2 separate regions of the Homo sapiens genome follow, and region 1 is linked to region 2. Evidence: read pairs that join two places in POLR2A ChIA-PET (ENCODE). Cell type or tissue: PC-9. All regions are shown on one strand. Region 1 has its middle 16 kb from the start of LINC01993. Region 2 overlaps JMJD6 (jumonji domain containing 6, arginine demethylase and lysine hydroxylase).

Region 1 (4,000 bases), 1.6 Mb before region 2:
TGAAGAAGGCGGCAAGACTCAGCCCCAGGGCCGAGGCCTGTGCTCTCCTGTGAACTCCAGCTCCTGGCATGGAACCTGGAGTGTCCAGGTGCTTTATTGTTTGCTGAATGAATAAACAAGTGTATGGATTTGGGGCAGTGTGATTGAGACATCAAGACTCGACTCAAGGCCAGGCGTGGTGGCTCACGCCTGTAATCCCAGCACTTTGGGAGGCCGAGGCAGGTGGATTGCTTGAGATCAAGAGTTCGAGACCTGCCTGGACAACATGGTGAAACCCAAAAATTAGCCAGACGTGGTGGCAGGTGCCTGTAATCTCAGCTATGCGAAGAGACTGAGGCAGGAGAATCGCTTGAAGTCGGGAGGCAGAGGTTGCGGTGAGGCGAGATTGTGCCCCTGCACTCCAGCCTGGGCAACAGAGTGAGACTGTCTCAAAAAAAGAGGCTCCACCCAAGAAGCCAGAGGGACCCCCAGAGGGAGGTTTCCATGCCAGCAGAGGTGGGGTGGCAGAGGGCAGTGCTTGGGTGGTGCAGCTTGCTGGGTGCTAAGAAGACCTCCCTGCCTGGCTCCAGGCCCGGCTCAGAGCCCACCTTCTCCTCCAGGTGGTAGCTCCTCTTCACCTCTCCCTTTTCTGTGTCACTTGAATATTTTAATGCCTGGGGGAGGTTTTGTGCTTTCCAAGGAAGACTTAGTGACTTGAATTTGAATTGAGTCAAGGCTGGCCACGGTGGCTCATACCTGTAATCCCAGCACTTTGGGAGGCCGAGGTGGGAGGATTGCTGGAGCCCAGGAGTTTGAGACCAGCCTGGACAAAATAGTAAGACCCTATCGACAAAAAAAAGAATTGAAAATTATCTGGGTGTGGTGGTGCGTGCCTGTAGTCCCAGCTACTTGGGAGGCTGAGGTGGGAGGATTGCTTGAGCCCAGGAGTTTGAGATTAGCCTGGACAATTTAGTGAGACCTCTCACTAAGTCATCTCGCTAAAAATTTTTTTTAAAAAATTAGTCGGGCATGGTGGCATGCACCTGTAGTCTAAGCACTTTGAGAGACTGAGGTAGGAGGATTGCTTGAGCCTGGGAGGTTGAGGCTGCAGTGAGCCATGATTACAGCACTGCACTCCAGCCTGGGCAACAGAGTCTAGTCTCAAAAAAAAAAAGAGTCAATATATCAAGTGTAAAAGTTGTCAATATTAAAACCTACCTTTACTTAGACCTTGCATTCCAAAATCCAACAAGTTTTAGCATTCTCTTTATAAATCTAATTTTAATATGAAAACACAATCACTTTCACTTGGGCTATGCTCAATTAACTCATACATTTAACACACTGATTACTTCTTATGCATTTAACCACACTGACCTTTTTTTCTTTTTTTTTGAGACGGAGTCTTGCTATGTTGCCCAGGCTGGAGTGCAGTGGCGTGATCTCGGCTCACTGCAACCTCCGCCTCCTGGGTTCACGCCATTCTCTTGCCTCAGCCTCCCGAGTAGCTGGGACTACAGGTGCCCACCACCACGCCGGCTAATTTTTTGTATTTTTGGTTGAGACGGGGTTTACACTGTGTTAGCCAGGATGGTCTCGATCTCCTGACCTCGTGATCCGCCCGCCTCGGCCTCCCAAAGTGCTGGGATTACAGGTGTGAGCCACCGCGCCCGGCCTCACACTGACCTTCTTAAATAACACAAGAGCCTCGGGAGTACAGATCTAAAATCACACCTTCGATGCTGCTGGAGTCTCCGAAGCACCTGGCCAGGCCGCCTACAAATCAGCATGTGAATTCTTCCAGAACGCGTAGGCAGCTCCTGTAAATTGAGGAAATCAGACTCGTAAAGGCTGTGACTCAGGTTCTCCTCATCATCTCGAACACCATCAAAACAACAATAGAGACACAGAGCAGCATTCACTTCGCGGATGGTTGCAACATAGGAAAAGCAACCACTCACCAGGGCTTTCTTGGATTTCTTGCAAATTACCGTACTCTCTCCGCCCAGGGGTCACCAGCCAGGGCTGCTAAGCACCTAAGATCGCGGGGAGGGTGTTGGCCTGGGATTCCCGGCCAGGATGCAGGACTAGCCTTAGTTCTGGGATATTCTCCCGACTTTAAGGAGGGAGGCCTCTTCCTGTGGTCAGTGGCCATGGCCTGTGAGCCTGGACTTGCGGCCAGGGTAGGATCAACACACAATTCCCCCTTCACCACCATGTCACATGCCCCCAGGCATTGCAGCCGCCAGGGTCTGGGGTCCTCACTCTCGCTTTCCCAGCTGCATCCCACCAGCAACCACAATTGGCCTTGGCGTGTACTCTTCATCCAGACTGCAGCTGCCTCCCTACAGTACTCTGGGGAGTCTGCCCTGCTCTTCATGGTCACACTCTCCACCTGCCTCACTCACCACCGTTCACGGTCATTTATTGGCCCTCCAGGCATGTCCTGGGGACCTCTCAAGCCCTCCCTTGAAACGCTTAACCCATCGGGTTAGGGCCAAGCAGGAGGGGCTTGTGTGGATTTGAAGACCCTCTGGACCAGGGATTCCAGCGATAAGCATAAAGGAACAGGCCTGAAGGCCAGGGTTTGGAGTGCTGTTTTCCTGGGCAGTGATAGCCCAGAATACCAGGGGTCAGGACTTGGGGCACACTGAGTTTGAGCATGACTGACCCTCGGAGGCACTGCCTCATCAGAGACTCACTCAACTAGCCAGGCCCTCCTGCACGGGGAGGGGCCCTGTCCTCTGCAGACTCTCCCTCATGGTCACAAGACACCCTTGGGCAGGCCCAGGCCATGTGCCTCTAGGTCCCAATGCAACAGAAAGGGAACTACTTGGCCGGGTGCAGTGGCTCACGCCCGTAATCACAGCACATTGGCAGGCCTAGGTGGGTGGATCAGCGGAGGTCAGGGGTTCAAGACCAGCCTGGCCAACATGGTGAAACCCCATCTCTACTAAAAATACAAAAATTAGCTGGGTGTAGGCCGGGCACGGTGGCTCACGCCTGTAATCCCAGCACTTTGGGAGGCCGAGGAGGGCAGATCACGAGCTCAGGAGATCGAGACCATCCTGGCCAACATGGTGAAACCCCATCTCTACTAAAAATACTAAAAAATTAGCCAGGCGTGGTGGCGGGCGCCTGTAGTCCCAGCTACTCGGGAGGCTGAGGCTGGAGAATGGCGTGAACCCGGGAGGTGGAGCTTGCAGTGAGCCGAGATTGTGCCACTGCACTCCAGCCTGGGGGACAGAGCCAGACTCCGTCTCAAAAAAAAAAAAAAAAAATTAGCTGGGCGTGGTGGTGTGCGCCTGTAATTGCAGCTACTTGGGAGGCTGAGGCTGGAGAATCACTTGAACCTGGGAGGCGGAGGTTGCAGTGAGCCAAGGTCGTGCCACTGCACTCCAGCCTGGGTGACAAAGCAAGACTCCATCTCAAAAAAAAAAGGAACTACTTGTAGGTAAAGCAACTGAAACCTATTTATAGGGCCATCTGACCCGGGTTGGGACATGTATCCTATATCGTTATAACCAAGGGGGTGAGAGAGTCAGACTGGCTTAGACCAATGAAGGCTCATCCCTGGGGTAAAGTGGATGGTGGAGAAGAAAGTGACAAAAGTTCACTATGAGAGGTGATCTGAATGAGCCCCAAAGTCTATGATTAGAAGCCAAGAGCATGGGGCCAGTCACGGTGGCTCACGCCTGAAATCCCAGCACTTTGGGAGGCCGAGGTGGGTGGATCACTTGAGCCCAGGAGTTCGAGATCAGCCTCGGCAACATGGCAAAACTTCATCTCTACACAAAATACAAGCCAGGCATGGTGGCATGCACCTGTGGTCCCAGTTAGTTGGGAGGTTGAGGTAGGAGGATCACCTGAGCCCAGAAGGTTGAGGTTGTAGTGAGCTGTGATCGTGCCACTGCACTCCAGCCTGAGCGACAGAGTGAGACTTTGTCTCAAAAAAAAAAAAAAAAAAAAAAAGGCAGCCTGGAGGACAGCTGCAGCAGCACCGTGCATCTGTATCCTGGGT
Region 2 (4,000 bases):
AGTCCAGCAATAAACCACATTAGTGATTTTTCTTTTTTTTTCTTTTTTTTTTCTTCATTGAGATGGAGTCTCCCTCTGTCGTCCAAGCTGGAGTGCAGTGGCGCAATCTCAGCTCACTGCAGCCTCCGCCTCCCGGGTTCAAGCAATCCTCCTGTCTCAGCCTCCTGAGTAGCTGGGATTACAGGTGCCCACCACCACACCCGGCTAATTTTTGTATTTTCAGTAGAGATGGGGTTTCACCGTATTGGTCAGGCTGGTCTTGAACTCCTGACCTCAGGTGATGCACCCACCTCTGCCTCCCAAAGTGCTGGGATTACAGGCGTGAGCTACCGCCCCAGCTGATTTTTCTTATTTTGTTAGGAATCAGTCCATGAACAATGCACCCAGTGTTTCTGTGTACCAGAATTTATATAATCTCTGAAATAAAGATGACATATCACATAAAATTAAAACCTGGCCAGGTGCGGTGGCTCAAGCCTGTTATTCCAGCACTTTGGGAGGCCGAGGCAGGTGATCACTTGAGGCCAGGAGTTCGAGACCAGCCTAGGCAACATGGTGAAACCCTGTCTCTACTAAAAATACAAAAATTAGCCAGGCGTGGTGGTGTGCGTCGGTAATCCCAGCTACTCAGGAGGCTAAGGCAGGAGAATCACATGAACCTGGGGAAGCAGAGGTTACTGTCAGCCAAGATCACGCCACTGCATTCCAGCCTGGGTGATAGAGCAAGACTCTCAAAGAAAAACTAAAAACTTATTGTTTTGTGTGGTATGTGTGTAAGTAAATTACACTTCACATCTTGGATATCTCCATTCTGTAGGTGGTTTGTGATGGGGCCACCACGCTCCGGAACTGGGATTCACATCGACCCTCTGGGAACCAGTGCCTGGAATGCCTTAGTTCAGGGCCACAAGCGCTGGTGCCTGTTTCCTACCAGCACTCCCAGGGAACTCATCAAAGTGACCCGAGACGAAGGAGGGAACCAGCAAGACGAAGCTATTACCTGGTTTAATGTTATTTATCCCCGGACACAGCTTCCAACCTGGCCACCTGAATTCAAACCCCTGGAAATCTTACAAAAACCAGGAGAGACTGTCTTTGTACCAGGTATAGATGAACTGGAAGAAAGTACATTCTTTGCCGGGCGCGGTGGTTCATGCCTGTAATCCCAGCACTTTGGGAGGCTGAGGCGGGCAGATCACGAGGTCAGGAGATCGAGACCATCCTTGCTAACACGGTGAAACCCCGTCTCTACTAAAAATACAAAAAAATTAGCCGGGCGTGGTGGTGGGCGCCTATAGTCCCAGCCACTCGGGAGGCTGAGGCAGGAGAATCACGTGAACCCAGGTGGCGAAGGTTGCAGTGAGTCTAGATCGTGCCACTGCACTCCAGCCAGGGTGACAGAGTAAGACTCCATCTCAAAAAAAAAAAAAAGAAAGTACATTCTTTGATTTCAATATTTTGTCATTTTGGAGCAGAACTGTTAGAGAGTGAGTCCAAAAAATCCTTTGGATGCTGCCTGGTAAATGAACTGGTACTCACCTCTGACAGTAACATGTAGCTATAGTGTCACATACTTTGGGAGCTCTTGTTCACATTTTATATGGCTATAAAACCTGATAAACTGTATGCAGGCCCGGTGCGGTGGCTCACACCTGTAATATCAGCACTTTGGGAGGCCGAAGTGGGTGGATCACTTGAGGTCGGGAGTTCAAGATCAGCCTGGCCAACATGGTGAAACCCTGTCTCTACTAATAATACAAAAATTAATCAGGCGTGGTGGCGGGCGCCTGTAATCCCAGCTACTCAGGAGGCTGAGGCAGGAGAATCACTTGAATCCGGAAGAGGAGGCTGCAGTGAGCTGAGATTGTGTCACTGCACTCCAGCCTGGGTGACAGAGCAAAACTCCATTTCAAAAAAAAAAAAAAATTGTATGTAAAGATACAACTTTTCTTTGTTTGTGTATGTGTAGCGGCTTGTTTGTGTTTCTGTAAATTGGGGTTTAATTCTTTTTTTTTTTTTTTTTTTTTTTTGAGACCAAGTCTCGCTCTGTCACCCAGGCTGGAGCACAATGGCACAATCTCAGCCCACTACAACCTCCTCCTCCCAGGTTCAAGCGATTCTCTTGTCTCAGCCTCCCAAGTAGCTGGGAATACAGGCACATGCCGCCACACCCAGCTAATTTTTTGTATTTTAGTAGAGACGGGGTTTCATCATGTTGCCCAGGCTGGTCTTGAACTCTTGAGCTCAGGCAACCCACCCGTCTCAGCCTCCCAAAGTGCTAGGATTACAGGCGTGAGCCACCACCCCCGGCCAGGGTTTAATTCTGTAAATTGAATTGGAGGTCTCACTGTTACCCAGGCTGGCCTCCTTGGTTCAAACAAGCCTCCTGCCTCAGCCTCCCAAAGTGCTGGGATTGCAGGTGTGAACCACCAAGCGCAGCCTAAATTGGGTTTTTGATGCAGTATAGCACTGTCCGTGTTGAGTCAGGAAATCCCACACCAGACAACTGCGCTTTGATAAGTGAAGGAAAGTAAGGTAAGTGTATTTAAAGTAGGTGTCCTCTTCGTAGAGGCTGAAGAACTTTATGCTTTTGCACTTTTGGTCATAGCTTTGGATTAACAGGAGTAAACAAACTTTTTCTATAAAGGGCCGGGGAGTCAATATTTTAGGTAAGCCAGACTGTCACAACTGCTCAACTCTGGCCTTGTAGCTGGAAAGCAGCCCTAGACAATCCGTCACCAGGTGGGCATGGCTGTGCTCCGATAAAACTTGATTTACACAAACAAGTTGTTTGCAATCCCTGGATCAGAAGGAACTACCCTGTATCATGTCTCTGTAGGCTCTCCCTTATGGGTAGGAGTTCCCAATTTCTGGTGTGTGTGTTATACAGTAATTAGGTATAGGATCAAACCTTGTTTAACTGTTTATTTGTTGGATTTCAGGAGGCTGGTGGCATGTTGTCCTCAATCTCGACACTACTATCGCCATCACCCAAAATTTTGCCAGCAGCACCAACTTCCCTGTGGTATGGCACAAGACGGTAAGAGGGAGACCAAAGTTATCAAGGAAATGGTATAGGTGAGAGTCATTTTTTTCTTATTTCTGCTTGGTTTCAATTTCGACCCCAGAGATAAAATGGCTAGTCCACTGCTGCGATGATGTGTGCTGATCGTACACAGGCCTGGGCAAAGCTGGGGCTGCCGACCCTCTGGGTAGAGGAGAGAGGGGCCAAGGTCAGGGCAAGTCCTCAGGGTGTTCGCCAGCCTCGAGGTGGCAGGGTGAGACTCTGCATGTTGAATCCAAGCCACTCAGTCAAGACGTCATAATTGGGATTGTTTCTCGTTTTGTTTTGTGTTTTGTTTTTCAAAGCTAGCGCTAGCTAAAATCATTTTATTTGGGTTTTATTTGGGTTGTTTCTTTTTCTTACCTAGAAGCATTATTCCCATTTGAACTTAATACCTTCAGTTCTTGTGAGTGAGGTGACTGCCCTGGAGACTTAGCTCCTCTGTTTATCCACAGAACAGATACAGCACGGGCAGCGGCAGTGCAAGCCACCCACAGCCACCCCGTGCCACTGTGTCCCAACCCTGACCTGGAGGGACCAGCTCTCGGGGTAAGAGAGGGATTCTGGCTTGTTCCATGCTCAGCCTCCCTGCTGAGAGGGCCAGTAAGGGTGGTGGCTTCTGTTCTCCCTGGACTCTTGGGCATCTGAGGCCCACTTACCCCGCCCCGTAGGCCACTGCGTGCTGTGATTTGGTCACACCGCAGGCCTTATGATACAACAGGTCTTTTGTCACTGGATACAGTGGATGCCAGATAAGGTTTCTGAAGGGGAGGGCTGCTGCTCTTCAGTTCAGTTTTACGCTCCCAGTGAGGGGGGACCATCTCTGTTATTTGACACCTCGTATTTCTTACAAATCTAATTGTTTCTACTCTTAGAAATAGAATCTAACCAATGCAACTCTGATCATTATGTGCTGTGCTGTGGAAAGGAAAGATT

The links. Peaks named below come from ENCODE experiments on the same cell type or tissue, not always from the same donor. Only the 100,000 strongest peaks of a DNase experiment are listed, where the experiment ranks them.
Region 1: POLR2A ChIA-PET joins it to region 2 with 26 read pairs; 2 of 35 experiments call an interaction of 5 or more read pairs at or near these places.

The regions. Positions count from the first base shown.
Region 1 is chr17:78,292,834-78,296,833 of GRCh38, reverse strand. No RefSeq gene overlaps it. Among named protein-coding and RNA genes, the nearest start is that of LINC01993, 16 kb to the right of the region's middle. In PC-9, no CTCF peak of the experiment used is centred here; a DNase peak (open chromatin) is centred at 1,863; H3K27ac peaks cover 347 bases.
Region 2 is chr17:76,720,876-76,724,875 of GRCh38, reverse strand. JMJD6 (jumonji domain containing 6, arginine demethylase and lysine hydroxylase) reads left to right here. Exons shown (of 6, transcript NM_015167.3): 3 at 818-1,104; 4 at 2,943-3,078. Among named protein-coding and RNA genes, the nearest start is that of JMJD6, 3.7 kb to the left of the region's middle. In PC-9, no CTCF peak of the experiment used is centred here; no DNase peak of the experiment used is centred here.